2 separate regions of the Homo sapiens genome follow, and region 1 is linked to region 2. The links are chromatin loops, found by intact Hi-C in ENCODE. Cell type or tissue: endothelial cell of umbilical vein. All regions are shown on one strand. Each heading gives the region's core, and the rest is flanking DNA. Links, peaks and the distances in the headings are about the cores only. Region 1 overlaps CRHBP (corticotropin releasing hormone binding protein). Region 2 overlaps S100Z (S100 calcium binding protein Z).

The links. A loop is a pair of places that touch in the nucleus more often than their neighbours do. Peaks named below come from ENCODE experiments on the same cell type or tissue, not always from the same donor. Only the 100,000 strongest peaks of a DNase experiment are listed, where the experiment ranks them.
Region 1: it touches region 2 in a loop (2.1-fold over the local background); 4 of 110 quality-filtered maps call a loop at or near these places.

Annotation. Positions count from the first base shown.
Region 1 is chr5:76,954,250-76,963,639 of GRCh38, reverse strand. CRHBP (corticotropin releasing hormone binding protein) reads right to left here. Exons shown (of 7, transcript NM_001882.4): 4 at 7,777-7,987; 5 at 4,751-4,899; 6 at 180-297. Among named protein-coding and RNA genes, the nearest start is that of CRHBP, 5.9 kb to the right of the region's middle. RefSeq lists an enhancer at 9,183-9,390. In endothelial cell of umbilical vein, for the core only: no CTCF peak of the experiment used is centred there; DNase peaks (open chromatin) are centred at 4,119 and 4,379; H3K27ac peaks cover 665 bases; H3K27me3 peaks cover 225 bases.
Region 2 is chr5:76,863,476-76,872,865 of GRCh38, reverse strand. It overlaps S100Z (S100 calcium binding protein Z), which reads right to left. Exons shown (of 5, transcript NM_130772.4): 2 at 2,582-2,700. Among named protein-coding and RNA genes, the nearest start is that of S100Z, 18 kb to the right of the region's middle. RefSeq lists an enhancer at 1,821-2,518. In endothelial cell of umbilical vein, for the core only: a CTCF peak has its summit at 4,611; a DNase peak (open chromatin) is centred at 4,575.

The DNA.
Region 1 (9,390 bases), core at 401-8,400, 91 kb before region 2:
GGATATTTTGGTAAAGATACTGATGTTATATATAGCCTCAAATCCTCATACTGGCTCAGTGTGAAAAATTGAAGGCTTTTTTGGCGAAACTCACCTTCCAATGTAGAAAATATTAGGGGAGTGCTTATTTTTTTTTAATCTTGATAGGCACATACATAACAATCAAAGAAATACCTCACCCGGGCCATGAAAGGGGTAGCAGAGATCAGCTAAAGGCGTCATCTTGGAAGGGTCCAATCCAGTTCCTCCCAGCAGCTCCACAAAGTCTCCTATTCCCTCGCAACCTGCTGAGGATTTCTAAGGGAATAAAGCAGCAGAGAAAGACACATTTAAACCAATTACAGAAGTCAAACCATTTGACCAACAGCGGGTCCATGAATTCACTCAATCAGCCCTCAACATCCTGGCAATACCATTTAATTTAACATCTGGGACTCTGGAAATTAAAAGACATTTAAAAGAGAAAAAATCATAAAAATTGCTTTTCTAAATCAGTTGAGTAATCATTTTTTTTAGAAATGTGTGTACATGTTTTTTTCATTTTTTTTAAGCTCAAGGACTGGAATGATAAAATGGAAATCTGTAAACTCCATATAAGATGTGTGGAAATTCAACCAAAAAATGCTTTACTTTTCAAATCATTTGGACATACATACTGAATCACTCCAATTTCTTAATGCATGCAGTCACAGCTAAGCGAAGTCAAATACCTACATTTTATAAATAGGGCTTTCACATCCGTTTTTCCTTCACCTCATCTCTTTTCTTCTTCTTTGTAAAGGAAATTTGTGTGCTATTGGAACACCTCATTTCTAACAATAAGAATTTTGATTAATTATGAGTATGTTAAAGAAATAATAAAACCCTGATTTGGGGCCCAAGTTAGCTACAGTTACCATGATCTTTCTCCTTTCAACTAAAACAAATTTATTTCAAGCTACTCAAAAGAATTCATTCTAAAGCTTTGTGTGGTCCACCATGATCACCTTTTCCTGCTTCCCCCTTTTTTTTTTTTTTCAATTTTGTAGAGATGGGTCCTTGATATGTTGCCCAGGCCGGTCTTGAACTCCTAACCTCAAGGGATCCTCCTGCCTCGGACTCCCAAAATGCTGGGATTACAGGTGTGAGCCACCTCACCCAGCCTTTTCATTTTTTCCACACTGTCTTGTCCATAGCAATCCCCGTGCCTCACTTTCCAACACAAACAAAGCAACCACTCTTAGTCCCAAAAGTACTCTGAGCCCCCATCTCCCCAGGGCAGTCTCACAAGTATGCCACCTGTGCAGCCACAAAAAGCCAGTGCCTAGAAGGGCTCTATGCTTGGTTTAATGTTCTGCTGCATTTTCATAAAATTGTAATAAGGGCTCCCACATTTTCATTTGTACTGGTCCCCACAATTTTGCCTGTGATCCTCTTTTTCATTGAAGTGTGCTCATTAAGAGATCTAGTAGAATGTGACAAGGTGCTCAGTACTTCACTAGATAGACCTTAACACATAGGAACCAAAATCTAAAATAGAGAACTTAATACACACACACACCCACACACACACATAAGCACACACATTCAGGCATTTAGAAGGGCACTGACCAGCATGGTGGCTCACGCCTGTAATTCCAGCACTTTGGGAGGCCAAGGCAGGTGGATCATTTGAGGTCAGGAGTTCGAGACCAGCCTGGCCAACACGGTGAAACCCCGTCTCCACTAAAAATACAAAAATTAGCCAAGCGCGGTGGCACACACCTGTAGTCCCAGCTACTCGGGAAGCTGAGGTGGGAGAATCACTTGAACCTGGGAGGCAGAGGTTGCAGTGAGCCAAGATCACGTCACTGCACTCCAGCCTGGGCGACAGAGTGAGACTCTGTCTCCGAAAAAACAAAACAAAACAAAACAAACAAAAAAACACAGAAGAGCATTGGAATACAACTGGAACTAAACAGCAAATTGGAAAATAACATAATGGCAACTGCTTCACTAATGAGCAGGGGCAGGTGGGGATACATATTTTTAAAGGGCCTACCTACTATGTACTGGGTTTGATGCTTAGAGGCTTTATACATAATTGCATCAAATGATGAAAGAGGTTTAATTAGCCCCACTGTATACAGGGCTTCATGTTCTTGTATTGAGAGTGGAATAAGCAATTTAGCAGTAAAGGAAAAAAACTTTAATTGCCTTTCCCTTGAGTAGAGGATGTCCAGGAGGAACATCTCTTACAACTAAATTTTCCACTTAGTTTTATAGGTTCCAAAATTCAGCAGGTGCTGTTGCAGGCAAAAAGGCAGACTCAGGAGAGAGAAGTAGGAAATAAAGAAGCTAGGAAGAAATAGAAACTAAAGTGAGGGGAACAAAACAAAGAAACAAGAAAGTTAAGTGCACTTATTCCTTGCTGTTCAATGATTTTTCTCCCTTCTTTGCAAACCTCTCAGCTTTTCTTACAATGGCAGAAACTGAGTTATGCAGGGACCTCTCAAGTTCAGTTTCTCAACAGGGATTCCCTAAATTTCTTTGTTCAGGTTCTAAGCCACTACTATCTTTTGCCTAGCCCACAATAATGTACCAAAAAAGTACTTGGCCAGGAGCAGTGGCTCATGTTTGTAATCCCAGCACTTTGGGAGGCCGAGGCGGGCAGATCACAAGGTCAGGAGTTTGAGACCAGCCTGGCCAATATGGTGAAACCCTGTCTCTACTAAAAATACAAAAAAAAATTAGCCAGGTGTGGTGGCTCATGCTTGTAATCCCAGCTACTCAGGAGACTGAGGCAGGAGAATTGCTTGAACCTCGGAGGCAGAGGTTGCAGTGAGCCGAGACTGCATGTCTGCACTCCAGCCTGGGCGACAGAGCGAGACTCCATCTCAAAAAAAAAACAAAAAACAAAAAACAATAAAAAGTACTTACATTCCTTGTACCAAATGTAAGATCCTCACACCAACTCAATGTGCAAAATTGAAGGTTTTTTGGTTTTGGTTTTATTTTGGTGGAACTCATCTTCCAATACATAGAAATCTGGGAGGTTTAAGAAAATAATCTTGATAGATATGTTAATAATAACTAAAGAAACATCTCACCAGAGCCATAAAAAGGGTGGCATGGCCCTACAGCCCATTCATTGCATGGAAGCCACAGTGACGTTTTAGACAGCATACATCAGATCATGTTGCTTTCCTCCCTGAACTCTTTCAGTGGTTTACCACTGCACTTAAACTCCCTAATGTGGCCTGCAGGGCTCACCACACTCTGGCCCTGCCCATCTCCCTGAAGCTGTTTTATGCCAATCCTCCTCTTCTTTCCATGTCTGGAATCCAGCAAGCCCATTCCTGCCTCTGAGCCCCTGCACTGTTCCCTCTGCTCCCTGTTCTCACAGCTGCTGGTTCCTTCTGATCTATCACCCAGGTCTCACTTCTCAAAAGGTTTCTTTCCTGACCACTTTATCACAAGTAGCCCCGCGCCTCTCCATCCACCCCCATGCTCCCAGTCACTGTCTACCACACTACTCTGCTGCATTTTCTGTATAGCACTTATCACCAACTGAAATACATGGCAATTTTGCCTGTCTCATCCCACTTGAATGCAGGGTCCCTGTGAGCAGGACCTGTCTTGTTTATTGCTAATTTCCAGCATCTACAATAGTGCCTTGCACATGGTAAGCATTCAAAAAATATTTTGTGAAGGAACAGATGCCTAGAACACTGTAGGCTCTAAATTGTTCGGGAGGAAACACCAAGATTACCCCCATAGCCCCAATAACTAAAGTGCAGATCTCCCAGTCTGTGCTCACACCTTTCATCTTCTATATTTTACATCAAAAATGACATACAAATAATATCAAGCCAGTAAAACTGTACCAAAGATACCCAAAAATGTCCTTATCAAAGGACTATTCTTCCACTAAGTTCCAACTTAAAAAAAGCAGGCACTAGTCCATGAATTTAGGGCTTAAAGGAAATTGGATATACTCCTTTTCTCAGTCCTAGTTCTATTTATTTGGTTTTCACTAAAATCTGTCTGATTAGGAATTATGACTGCCTTTGATAGCAGCAAATACATGAGTTATCTTAACCTAGTCATGTGAGAAAGTAGAAGGAAATGAGGATGACTCAGAGGGAAAATGCTACCAGTGCAAGAAAATGCGGTCAAACTCAGCATGAATTTTAAGGTCCATACAGAAGTTTATTCAAAAACAAGTTGATAGGGGTTCTTGGCTAATATTTTTTAGGCAAAATGTATTGAGTTAAATGTCATGCCAAATACTTTTCAAAGCTTTACTGTATTTTGCAATCTAAAAATCCAATTTTGTATTTTATGCTACAGTTAGCACTCCTTCACAACGCAGTTCTGTCAATGAGATACTTCCTTCATGTCAAAAGAAAATTCCAATAATCAGAAAAACAGCTGTGTAGATGACTCACACTACGTTCTGCTAGGAGAGAATTTTTGTAAAAGAGGCAAGTACAAGAGAGTTCAATTGTAATTATATACCACAACTTTACCAATTGAAAACACTTCTTACATCACAGGGAAAGTATTCAAGTAGTCAGAAGGGGCACCTGAGTATGCAACTTGCCGCATAACTGAAATAGAAGAGGGGGTTAGTCAAAGCAGCTAGGGCAAACACATTTGAGATTTAAGAGTTCATCAGAGCAACGTACTACGCCAATTTGCTAGTGTCCAGGTTTTCCCTATATGATTGCTTCTGCTCTGATAAAGTTGTGGCCTTATCAAACGGTTAGGAAACAAGTAAGCAACTCACCTTTAACTGAAGACCATTTACGTGTCCCAGGGTAAGATCAGATATTTTGATCACCACAGGATAAATTATGGAGAAGCTGCAGTTTCGATGCTGGTGTGGAACTACCAGGGTAAACTTTCCATTTGGAGTCTGAGAAATGACATTGCAAGCTTTGTAGAAAAGAAAAAGAAATTCACGTTTCCTTTACTTGGTTTGCTAGGTTTTTATAGACATTTATTGTATCTTATTCTAGGGCTCCTGTTCATGATCTAGGGCCTTCTGCCCAGGAAGAGAGCATATATACCACAAAAGCAATTTGGAGACAGGAAGGATTTGGGGAACAAAAACCATCAGTGACACGTGGATATTGTCAGGAGGCCCTGGGCTGTGAGGGGGCTTCTAATGTTAATCTTAGGGGGTTACCTTGTTTATAACAATCACAAGACATAACACAGCACCCAAACAAATACTAGCTGGTAGTAGTTCTAGGAACACTTGAGTTAACTAGAGTCCAGCTTAAAGCTAGGAATCTGGAAAAATCGAGGCTTAATGGTGAGTCCAAAACTCAAACTCTGTCTATTTTTAAATAATAAAGTAAATAATTTTAAGTATTTTCTTTTTCATTCTTACTTATTTTCTTTTTTAAAAAAACTTAATTTTTATTTTAAAACTGGGGGCCTAGGATGCAGCTCGGCAGCTTCACCATGGCCCCAGGCTTATTTTAAGTATTTTTCTTTTCTTTTTTTTTTTCTGAGATGGAATCTTGCTCTGTCACCCTGGCTAGAATGCAGTGGCACCATCTCAGCTCACTGCAACCTCTGCCTCCCGGGTTCAAGTGATTCTCCTGCCTCAGCCTCCTGAGTAGCTGGGACTACAGACATGTGCCACAACATCTGGCTAATTTTTGTATTTTTAGTAGAGACAGGGTTTCACCACGTTGGCCAGGCTGGTCTCGACCTCCTGACCTCAAGGGATTCACCTGCCTCAGCCTCCCAAAGTGTAGGATTACAGGAGTGAGCCCCCATGCCAGGCCTATTTTAAGTATTTTTCTAATAGTGAGAAAATAGGCTGAGAAAAAAATGAAAGACAGCAGTATTAAGTCTGATAAATATTTGCTGCATGTTAAGTGATAAGTTAACTAAAAGGTGCATTTTTAATGTTTAATTTACTCCCAAGAACTTCTACAATTTTTTGTTTTATATCTCAAATCTAAATTTACAATACATTGGCCGGGAGTGGTGGCTCACGCCTGTAATCCCAGCACTTTGGGAGGCCGAGGCGGGTGGATCACGAGGTCAGGAGTTCATGACCAACCTGGCCAAGATGGTGAAACTCTGTCTCTACTAAAAACACAAAAATTAGCCAGGCATGGTGACGGGCGCCTGTAATCCCAGCTACTCGGGAGGCTGAGGCAGAGAATTGCTTGAACCCGAGAGGCAGAGGTTGCAGTGAGCCAAGATCGTGCCACTGCACTCCAGCATGGGTGACAGAGCAACACTCCGTCTCAAATAAATAAATTTACAATACATTAATTAGTCTAGATATGAAACTAGAAGCATCAGAATTTGTACTTTTTTTTCTGATTACTGGATGAATCAACATTGATCAGAACAGATCAGAAACACCTCTTGCCTCCTTTTCATATTTTTAATTATACTTACTTTCAAAAAGGACTGAAATTCCTTGATGGTTCTAGGAAGTTTCTTTTTTTAATAAACTTTTTTAAAAGTTTTAATACAGACAGGGTCTCACTTTGTGGGCCAGCCTGATCTTAAACTCCTGGGCTCAAGTGATCCTCCTCCTCGGCCTCCCAAAGTGCTAGGATTACAGGCATGAGCCACCACGCCTGGCCCAGGAGGTTTCTGATTTCTAACTAAACAAAATATAGGGGAAACTCTTTATTTTGTCTTCTAGAATTCTTCTGTTGCAGTCCTCAGGAACAGCCTTTTTGGGGGGCTTTTTCAAAAATTCTTTTGTTTTTTCAGAACTAGAAATCAAAAGATCAGTAGTGCATTATTCTTTGGCAGATAAAGGCCCCATCTTTCAGCCGCATGAAGTGTTACCATTAATTCTACTGTATGCAAAAATGAGTGATATGTGTTCCTTTTCTAATTTTTTAAACAGATTTTTCTCTTAATGGGGAAAAAACAATTAGCAGATGAGTAAATTCATTTTTTTTTTTTTTTGAGACAAGAGTCTCCCTTTGTCACCCCGGCTGGAGCGCAGTGGCGCGATCTCAGCTCACTGCAAGCTCCACCTCCCAGGTTCACGCCATTCTCTCCCAAGTAGCTGGGACTACAGGCGCCCACCACCACGCCCAGCTAATTTTTTGCATTTTTAGTAGAGATGGGGTTTCACTGTGTTAGCCAGGACGGTCTGGATCTCCTGACCTCGTGATCCGCCTGCCTTGGCCTCCCAAAGTGCTGGGATTACAGGCGTGAGCCACCGCGGAGTAAATATTTTTAGTAAGATAATATGCTTTAGACCTGGGCTGTTCAGTTGTGTAGCATAAGCTACGTGTGTGTCCATCATAAATGAATTGAATTAGAGTGGTGGGCTCAGAATCAGAAGGTAACATTGAGGTGCTATAATCCAACCCTCTGGTCAGGGCATGACATCGGTCTACCACATTCAGGCACAGGCTGAAAGACATGGAGACTTTCAAGCCTGTGCCTGAATATCTCTAAGACTGCAACTTTATATCTGATCACTCAAGCTTATCCTGGATTAGTGAAATGACTTGGAAGATTAAAGCTTATCACTAAATGCATTGTAGAACCTGAGAAGCTCAGAGCAAGACTTTGGAGAAAAGATAGAATTGTACTCTTCATAAATTAGTATACTACCTAACCTGGGAAATAAATTAAAAACTGTGATTTGATTTTCATAATAAAGAATAGAAACTATCCTTTAGGTCATTTCTAATTACAAAAAAATTTCCATTCAAATCATTCCTCAGTTCAAATTTCTTTAAGTCTGTGCAATGATACTACTTTCAAAAAGCGGGTCTATATCCGAAGTTCTGCCTTTTGACTGAGAACACTTACGAAAGAGGTTGGGGTCTGTCTTTATGGTTAATGTGAATCCATTTCCTGGTTCATGGACTCGGAAGAAGATCATGGCCACATTCTGGGAAGATCTGATGCTCCTCCTGCTAAGACCACTCTCACAGAAATCTATGTACCGCTCAGCTGAGGGGAGAGGATGATCCTGGGAACTGGGGAACTTCTCCCCCTTGAGAATCCAACCATCAAATACCTTTGAAAAAAATACAGACATAGATGCTATCATTTCCATCAACTCCTGAAGTCTGAAATGAGTTGAAAAGGGGGGGAAAGTCATCCAGCAATGGGCCTTCAGTCATAAGTGAGAATCGACAGTCCACACTCTGCCTGCTCGCCTTTTCATTTGTATATATTGGATGGTGAGGGTTGTTTGCAAGTAATAGTATTAATTAATTTTTTATAAGCCTTAAAGCTTCCAAAGTAAGTAAACTTCCTTATACTTTATCATTTCAACCACTTTGGTAAATAAAACAACGTACAATGTACATTTTTACCTTGGTCATATTTTCTACCTCTCACCTTCAGAAGAATTCCACAAAAGCATAATTTAGGTTTCGTGCAGCTTCTCTCTTTCCTCTAGTCATTGAAATGTGAACAAAATATCTTGAAAATAGATAGCAAAAGAAAAAACTGGAGCAGCAACTTTACCTGCTAATGACTATATACACCCATTTTTCTCATTTTTTAAAAATATCATCACATATTACTTTAAAATGTCAAGAACTGCTTCAACAGCCAGGCAATGATGGCTGGTATGCTACCTGGAACATTTTTCCTTCACTTGTTAAAGTTTGCAGTTGAACAAAGGGTCAGAGTCTATTGACTTGACCCTCAAAATCACCACAGGTCTCCAGTTTAACGAGTCCAATCTAGTCCACATTAGCAAAATTACCAACAACCCAGCTACAAATTATTTCTAACGCATGTGACAGGTTCCAAAATAATCCTACTTTGGAGATGTTAATCATGATTATTTTAATTGGACAGTAGAGCTCCATCAGCCATCCCATGCTGCCCTGTTATACTTATGGAGTCTGACGACTGGAATCGAGGAGGCAGTGAGCTTAGGGGTCTTGTCCTGCCCTCCCACCTATCTCAATCTAGATGCCCCCTCGGCAGCCAGTCCCCTACTGCTCCAAAATCGGGTCACCCGCGCACTGAAGACAGCCTCTGTGCTCTCGGAACGGCTCTGCCGAGCGTGGACCAGCAGGAGCGAGGCGGGCTCAGATGTGAGACGTGTGGGGCGGGCCTTCTAACCAAGACGGCCCGCTTGGTGGACCCCAGCACTCGAGCTTGTTGGGTTTTAATCATTTTTCCTCGGCCCTGGATTGCGTCAGAGTTCCGCGCTGCGAGTTCAAGTCTTTAGAAGTTCCTAGGGCCTCGAAAGCGCCCAGAAGGGAATTTAAACCATGGCAGCGTCCAGAGGCACCGGCCCCAGCCCCACTGGATGTGTGTGGGTCGAGGTCTTCGGGTAAGGGCGAGATTCTCGCCGTGTGGGGGTCCTCGAACGCGCCTCTCCGACTCGGGCACCAGCGAAGTGTCTAAGAAGTGCCACTGGCTACCTACGCTCAGCAGCCCCACGCTGGGTGCAGCGCC
Region 2 (9,390 bases), core at 679-8,678:
AAGTAGCTGGGACTACAGGTTCACACCACCATGCCTGGCTAATTTTTATTTTTATTTTTGTATTTGTAGTAGAGATGGGGTTTTGCCATGTTGCCCAGGCTGGTCTTGAACTCCTGAGCTCACGCAATCCGCCTGCCTTGGCCTCCCAAAATGCTGGGATTACAGGTGTGAGCCACTGCACCCAGCCTTATTTTATTTATTTTTTTAAGACAGAGTCTTGCTCTGTCACCCATGCTGGAATGCAGTGGCCCAGTAATGGCTCACTGCACCTCAACCTCCCAGGCTCAAGCGATCCTCCTGCTTCAGCCACCTGAGTAGCTGGGACAACAGGCACATGTTATCATGCCTGACTAATTTTTTTATTTTTGTAGATATGGGGTCTCCCTATGTTTCCCAGGCTGGTGTCAAACTCCTGGCCTCAAGTGATCCTCCTGCCTTGGCCTCCCAAAGTGCTGGGATTACAGGCTTTAGCCACCTTACATTGTCTCTGTGAAATACTTAAAGAGGTTTATTTTGAGCCGATATGAGTGACCACGGCCCAGGGAACTGTCTCAAGAGGTCCTAAGAAGGTATGCCCAAGGTGGCAGGTTACAATTTAGTTCATTATTTATTTATTTTTGAGATAGGGTCTCCCGCTGTCACCCAGACTGGAGTGCAGTGGTGCAATAATGGCTCACTGCAGCCTCGAACTCCCAGGCTCAAGCAATCCTCCCACTTCAGTTTCCTGAATAGCTGAGACCACACACAGGTGCACACCACCATTCCTGGTTAATTTTTTATTTTTTACTTTTTTTAGAGATGAGGTCTCACTATGCTGCCCAAGCTGGTCTCAAACTCCTGGGCTCAAGTGATCCTCCTGCCTTAGCCTCCCAAAGTGCTGAGATTATGGGCATGAGCCACTGTACCTGGCCAAAATTTGGTTTTATATGTTAAGTTATAGGCGAAGTCATAAATCAGTATATGTAAGGTGTACATTGGTTTGGCTCAAAAAGGCAGGGGTATGGGGCTTACAGATCACAAGTGGATTCAAAGATTTTCGGGCAGGGCCCGGTGGCTCACGCCTGTAATCCCAATACTTTGGGAGGCCAAGGTGGGTGGATCATCTGAGGTAAGGAGTTCGAGACCAGCTTGGCCAACATGGTGAAACCCTGTCTCTACTAAAAATACAAAAAAAAATTAGCCGGGTGTGGTGGTGCATGCCTGTAATCCCAGCTACTCAGGAGGCTGAAGCAGGAGAATCACTTGAACTTGGGAGGTGGAGGTTGCAGTGAGCCAAGATCATGCCACTGCCCTCCAGGGTGGGTGATAAAGCGACACTCTGTCTAAAAAAAAAAAAAAAAAAAAAGAGTTTCTGATTGGCAATTTGTTGAAAGAGTTAAGCATTGTTGTCTAAAGACTTGAAGTCAGCAGAAAGAAATTCTTGAGTTAAGATAAAGGGGGCTGTGGAAGCCAAGGTTCTTCTTATGTAGATGAAACCTCCAGGTAGCAGCCTTCAGAGAGAATAAATGATAAATGTTTCTTTTTGGACCTTAAAAAGTGTCAAATTCCTAGTTAATTTCTCCTAGATCTGGAAAGGCCTAGCTGCATTAATGGAGATTCTCTATAGATGCAAAATTTCCCCCATAAAAGACGGCTTTACAGGACCATTTCAAAATATGTCAGAGAAGTCTATTTTGGGGTAAAATATTTTGATTTCCTTCATGGTCTGCTATCTGTCATGTGATGCTACCAGAGTGAGGTTGGAATTTGGTATCCCAAAAGGAAAGAGGTACAATGAGGCCTGTCTGACCTCTCTTCCCATCAAGGCCTGGAATTCAGTTGTTCAGGTTTCTCTGGGGTCCCCTGGGCCAAGAGAGGGTCTGTTCAGTCAGTTGAGGAGCTTAGGATTTTATTTTATTTTTTTCTTTGTAGAAATGGAGTCTTGCTATGTTGCCCACGCTGGTCCCAAACTTCTGGCCTCAAGCAATCCTCCCACCCCAGCCTCCCAAAATGCTGGGATTATAGATGTGAGCCAGCGTGCCCAGCCTCCTCCTCATTTTTTAAAGCACTTTCCCCTCTCCAGCTCTTAAATGTTGTTCCCACTGTGGTCTCAGCTACTCCTATAATTTCAGTCTCTCCCAAGATTATATTTCTTGGCCCAGATCTGTCTGCTAAGCTCCAGAACCATCTATCCAACAGCCTGCTGGACCACATCTCTACCTGAATGTCCCACAAGCTTTTCAAACTCAATTCGGACTGTCCACTAAAGAAAAAAAAAAATCAAGCTTTTAGAAAGTTAAAACTAGTTTTACTCAGGAATCTTACTGAGGACTATAGACCAAGGTCTACATCCTGGGAGCAGCCCTTCAGAGGGGTTCTGTGAGACTGCTCCAGCAAGGTAGCTCCACCCGCAGCTTCTACACAGGCCTTGGGGGTTCACTACATGCAAAGTCACATCAAACTTGCAGAAGTTACATTAAAGCAGAATCACATCAAGGTTTGTGTATAAGAGTACATCTGGTATAGATTACAGAGGCATCATCCCTAACCCCATCAGACATTATGTTACCTATAGGAAAAGGCATTAATTAGGCTTATTTACCTATTAAGGAATGCGATGACTCAGCCGAGACACGGGACTGTATGCTGTATCCTTTGTCTTCAAAGCATTTTTCTGGAGAGCTGGGTGTCTACACAGAGTCAGGGGCTTGTGAAATTACACTGGCAAGCAGAAATGAGTAAATACGTCTTTTTACGTTTTCTACTTTATCTCACGGGACCTAAGCAAAACTCATCCCCTCAGTCATCTCAAACATCCAGTTCCTTGGTCACACCAGCTTCTGTCACAATTTTTTTTTTTTTTTGAGACGGAGTCTTAGTCTGTCACCCAGGCTGAAGTGCAGTGACAGGATCTCAGCTCACTGCAACCTCTGCCTCCTGGGTTCAAGCAATTCTCCTTCCTCAGCCTCCTGAGTAGCTGGGATTACAAGTGGGCACCGCCACGCTGGGCTAATTATTTTGTGTGTTTTTAGTATAGATGGGGTTTCACCATGTTGGCTAGGCTGGTCTTGAACTCCTGGCCTCAAGTGATCCACCTGCCTCAGCCTCCCAAAGTGCCGGGATTACAGGTGTGAGCCACTGCACCCAGCCACAATTCTTAAATACCAGCTAAACTGGTCCACTTCTCTCCATTCTTCACCACCTTTGGGGCCTTTTAATTTTTGGTCCCTATTACTGCAGTGGCTTCCTTACTGCTCTTTCTACTTTCTACCATGCCCCTCCATTCTCACGTCTATTCTGCTGTCAGAGAAGCTGATCTAAATCACAAATCAACACCCACGCTCCTGGCCATTCAAAGGGTTGGCCCTGCCTGCAAACTGACCATGGTGTTGGGAGCTCCCATTCTTCCATGCCTTTGCAGGTTCTGAGCACACTGTGTGGAAAGCTAATTCCATCTGCTCCTTTAAGATCAGTTCAAATGTCATCTCCTCTTGGACATTTTCCTGCACTCTTCCCAACTACCCACCCCACATCCCCCCATCTCTGATAGGTGCCTTCTCTGTCCTCTCCTATTTCCTACCTTATGTTTGTTTTTCTCATCATTGCACTTACCATACATTCCCAACATCACGTTTTTTTTTGTCTGCCGTATGTTCCCCACCCTCCACACTTTGAATGAGTTCCTTGATGTCAGGGTTGATATCTGGTTCATCTATGCATTCCACAGCATTTAGCACAGGGACAGGCATATGGAAGTGCTCAGAAATCCTCACTGATGGATGAATTCATAAACAAATCAATCAGAGAGGGAAACATAAGATTCCCCAAGAGTTGGCCTTGTCTAGTTTAACTGCCAAATAATTATTTGATTGCCTTTATTCCACATAAAAATTTGCTTCATCAAAGGGAGAAAGAGAAACAGACAGACAGACAACAGTCATGTCAATGAATATAAAGAGTTTGAGCTGGATGTGGTGGCTCACGCCTGTAATCCCAGCACTTTGGGAGGCTGAGGCGGGTAGATCACTTGAGGTCAGGAGTTTGAGACCAGCCTGACCAAAACGGTGAAACCCCGTCTCTACTAAAAATACAAAAAGCAGTGAGATGTGGTGGCATGCGCCTGTAGTCCCAGCTACTCGGGAGGCTGATGCAGGAGAATCGCTTGAACCCAGGAGACAGAGGTTACCGTGAGCCGAGATAATGCCATTGCACTCCAGCCTGGGTGTTGCAGCCAGACTCTGTCGCAAAAAAAAAAAAAAAAAAGAGTTTGAATTTGGAATAAAATATTATTTAATTCCAAATTAAGTTGTTGAAGTTATAGATGCACTAAAATCAGTAAATCTTACAGAGTATATGGGTCTCAACAGTATTATATTTATATCATATTTAACCATAAAATAATTTACTCGGAGAACTCAGTTGGCAGGTAAAACTCCTAATAGAATAGATATTGAAAATTGTAATGCTGTAATTTGATTCAAGAGATGAAAATGTGGCTTCTACATCTTGGCTCTTGGGGTTTAAAAGCAAGGTGATTTTCTCTTTGTTTCTACTGGGCTTTGGCAGAGCTAAATATATCCTTTGGTACATGCTGCCCCTTAGTGTCAATCTCCAGGACTGCACCTGGCAGCCCTCTAATTCCCAGAATGCACTTGAAATCCTATTTATAAAGCCCTTTCTTCAGGGGCTTATCTTTATATAACCCAGCCTCAGCCCCTGCCCTCCAGGAGACTTTCAGAAACAAAGGCAATGTCAAAAGGCTCAAAAAGAATCTGTCAGGCTAGAGACACAAATTTACGGGTGACATGAAATCCCAGGAGGGGGAGACACACCTGTTGATAGCACAGAGGGTTATCCTATGCACCTTGCTTGCTCTATTAATTATTTCCATTGCACTTTGCAATTTTGGTATGAGTCATAGCCCTTAGGGCGTAAAGGTCTGAGATAGTGTGCAAAGAATGGGAGAAATGATCAGATTTGGGGGGAGCTTAAAGGTAATGACTGTGGCCGGCCGCAGTGGCTCACGCCTGTAATCCCAGCATTTTGGGAGGCCAAGGTGGGTGGATCACCTGAGGTCAGGAGTTTGAGACCAGCCTGGCCAACATGGCGAAACCCCATCTCTACTAAAAATACAAAAATTAGTCGGGCATGGTTATGCATGCCTGTAATCCCAGCTACTCGAGAGGCTGAGGCAGGAGGATCATTTGAACTCAGTTGCAGAGAGCTGAGATCACACCACTATACTCCAGCCTGGGAGACAGAGTGAGACCCCACCTCAAAAAAAAAAAAAGAAAAAAAAAAAGTAAGGATGATTTTAGAGAAAAAAAACTGGTAAATATCCACAAAGGTGGGAGCAAAAGGAGAAAAGATATTTGTAAGTGAGGCATTGGTCATGGACTCTGAAAGACAAGACGTATGTGAAGAAGAGGCATCCTGTCAACCGGGCAGGCAGACACCCTCCTTAGACTGAGGATACCCCCAGAGTGTCTGAGCCAGGAACTGCCCTGGGGCCAAGACTACAGTCATACAGGAGGCTAAGTTGCTTCCTCCTAAACTCTCCAGTTTTTGTCTTTTTATGTAACCAGATTCAAATGTTCTATCATTTTCCTAGCAACAGCATGAGGAATCTCAGTGGGAGGGACGGACCTCAGAAGGGTGGACACTTTTGAGGGTGGTGAGTATGTTTATTATCTTGACTGTGGTGATGGTGTCACTGGTGTATACAGATGTCAAACTTACCAAAGTGTGTATTTTAAATACGTGCAGTTTATTGTGTGTCAATTATAACTCAAAGCTATTTTTAAAAGGAAAGAAAGAAGCTTTCCTAGAATCGCACAACTATGTCGTAGCAGAGCTGAGACTCAGACCCATGCTTGTCTGACAAAAGATAAAATCATGCAGCCATTTAAAATTAGAATTATAAAGACTACAAAAATGCAAAAAAAATTTCAGGAAAATGGTAAGTGAAACTAACAAAGTAGAAATTATACATATGCTGTAATGGATAAATGTTGTGTACCTAAAGAGGGAAAATGAAATAGTCCTGTGTTACTTAATGACAGAAATATATTCTGAGAAATGCGTCATTAGGTGATTTTGTCATTGTGTGAACATCATAGGGTATACTTACACACACGTAGATGGTACAGCCCACTACACACCTAGGCCATATGGCATAGCCTATTGCTCCTAGGCTATAAACCTGTACAGCATATAACTGTGCTGAATACTGCAGGCAACTGTAATGCAATAGTATTTGTGTAGGTAAATATAGAAAAGGTACAGTAAAAATATGTATAAAAGATAAAAAAAATAGTACACCTTTATAGGACACTTACCATGAGTGGAGGCTGCAGGACTGGAAGTTGCTCTGTGTGAGTTGGTAAGTAAATGGTGAGTGAATGTGAAGGCCTAGGACCTAGGACACTACTATACACTGCTATAGCCTTCATAAACATTGTACAGTTAGGCTGCACTAAATTTATTTTATAATACTTTTCATGGCCAGGTGTGGTGGCTCATATCTGTAATCCTAGCACTTGGGGAGGCTGAGGCAGGCAGATCATTTGAGCCCAGAATTTCGAGACCATTGTGGGCAACATAGTGAAACCCTGTCTCTGCTAAAAATACAAAAATTAGCCGGGCATGGTGGCGCATGCCTGTAGTCCCAGCTACTTGGGAGGCTGAGGTGGGGGGACCACTTGAGGCTGGGAGGTGGAGGTTGCAGTGAGCCAAGATCACTACACTGCACTCCAGCCTGGGTGACAGAGCAACACCCTGTCTCAAAAACAAGCAAACAAACAAAAATTTTTCTTTCTTCAAAATAAGTTAACCTTACCTTACTGTAACTTTTTTTTTTTCTTTTTTTCTTTGAGATGGAGTCTCACTCTGTCGCCCAGGCTGGAGTGCAGTGGTGTGATCTCAGCTCACTGCAACCTCTGCTTCCCGGGTTCAAGTGATTCTCCTGCCTCAGCCTCCTGAGTAGCTGGGATTACAGGCACCCGCCACCACACCTGGCTAATTTTTTTTTATTTTTAGTAGAGACGGGGTTTCACCATGTTGGCCAGGCTGGTCTCGAACTACTGACCTCAAGTGATCCACCCACCTCAACCGCCCAAAGTGCTGGGATTACAGGCATGAGCCACTGCGCCCAGCCAACATTCTAGCTTTATAAGCTTTTAAATTTTTTAAACTTTTTGACACTTTTGTAATAACACTTCACTTGAAACTCACACTGTACAGCTGTACAATTTTTTCTTTATATTTTTATTCTATAAGTTTTTTCTATTTTTAATTTTTTTTTTAACTTTGTAAACTTTTTCATTAAAAACTAGGACATGGGCCGGGTACAGTGGCTCACGCCTGTAATCCCAGCACTTTGGGAGGCCGAGGCAGGTGGATCACCTGAGGTCAAGAGTTTGAGACCAGCCTGACCAACATGGTGAAATCCTGTCTCTACTAAAAATACAAAAAAAATAGCCAGGCCTGGTGGTGTGCACCTGTAATCCCAGCTACTCGGGAGGCTAAGGCAGGAGAATCACTTGAAGCCGGGAGGCGGAGGTTGCAGTGAGCCAAGATCGCACCACTGCACTCCAGCCTGGGTAACAAGAGTGAAACTCCATCTCAAAAAAAAAAAAAAAAAAAAAGAGCTAGGACACAAACACACACATTAGCCTAGGCCTACACAGGGTCAGAATCATCATTGCTGTGTTCCGTCTCTACATCTCATCCCACTGGAAGGTCTCAGGGACAATAACACCTGTGGAGCTGGCATCTGTGATAACAACGCCTTCTGAAGGGCCTGCCCAAGGCTGCTTTACAGTTAGCTTTTTTTATGAATTGAGGGAGTACACGCTAAACTAACAGTTAAAAGTATAGTAGGCCGGGCGTGGTGGCTCATGCCTGGAATCCCAGCACTTTGGGAGGCTGAGGCGGGCTGATCATGAGGTCAGGAGTTTGAAACCAGCCTGGCCAATATGGTGAAATGCCATCTCTACTAAAAATACAACAATTAGCCAGGCATGGTGATGTGCGACTGTAGTCTCAGCTACTAGGGAGGCTGAGGCAGAAGAATCACTTGAACCCGGGAGGCAGAGGTTGCAGCGAGCCGAGATCGTGCCACTGCACTCCAACCTGGGTGACAGGCGAGATTCCCTTTCAAGAAGAAAAAAGTATAATAAATGAGGCCAGGCCAGTGGCTCACGCCTATAATCCCAGCACTCTGGGAGGCTGAGGCGGGTGGCTCGCTTGAGCTCAGGAGTTTGAGACCAGCCTAGGCAACATGGCAAAACCCTGTCTCTACTAAAAATACAAAAATTAGTTGGATGTGGTGTCATGCGCCTGTGGTTCCACCTGCCTCTGGGAGGCTGAGGTGTTAGGATTGCTTGAGCCCAGGAGGCAGAGGTTACAGTTAGCCGAGATTGTGCCACTGCACTCCAGCCTGGGTGACCGAGTGAGACTCCATCTCAAAAAAAAAAAAAAAAAAAAAAAAAAAAAAAAATATAGTATGCATTAAGCAGTAACATAGCTGTTTATTATCAGGTATCATGTAGTGTAATTGTATGTTCTATACTTTTATACAACTGGAAACACAGCAGGTTTGTTTACACCAGTATCGCCCCAGACATGTAAGTATTGTGTTGTGTTATGACAGTGTGATGGTGTGACTTCACTAAGCAAGAAGAATTTTTCAGTTCTATTATAATCTTATGGGACCATTGTCATATATGTGGTTGGTCCATCATTGAGCAAAATGTCATTATGGGCACATGACTGTAGTTTTATTCATTGTTTAATAGAATTACGGAGGATTTAGAAATTCTTTAATGCTGCTGACAAATTGCATTTTCAGTTAAAACATTAATTGTAATAATACAGTATTTAAAATTGTAACCTATCTCCATATTAAGCACTGTCTTTTAAGGTATAATGTTGAATAAAGATTTAGCATATAAAATTCTAGATTTAAGTTTCCAGTTTATAAGGCTTCTTTCACATACTTAGGGCAACCATTTGCCCTGTGCTGGAGCCTTCAAGAGATAATATAATTGGCCGGGCGCAGTGGCTCACACCTGTAATCCCAGTACTTTGGGAGGCCAAGGTGGGTGGATCACAAGGTCAGGAGATCGAGACCATCCTGGCTAACACGGTGAAACCCCGTCTCTACTAAAAATACAAAAAATTAGCTGGGTGTGGTGGCGGGTGCCTGTAGTCCCAGCTACTTGGGAGGCTGAGGCAGGAGAATGGCGTGAACCCGGGAGGCGGAGCTTGCAGTGAGCCGAGATCGCGCCACTGCACTCCAGCCTGGGCAACAGAGTGAGACTCTGCCTCAAAAAATAAATAAAATAAAATAAAACAAAATAAGAGATAATATAATTGAGGACACATGCTCAAAATATTACTAAAAATGCA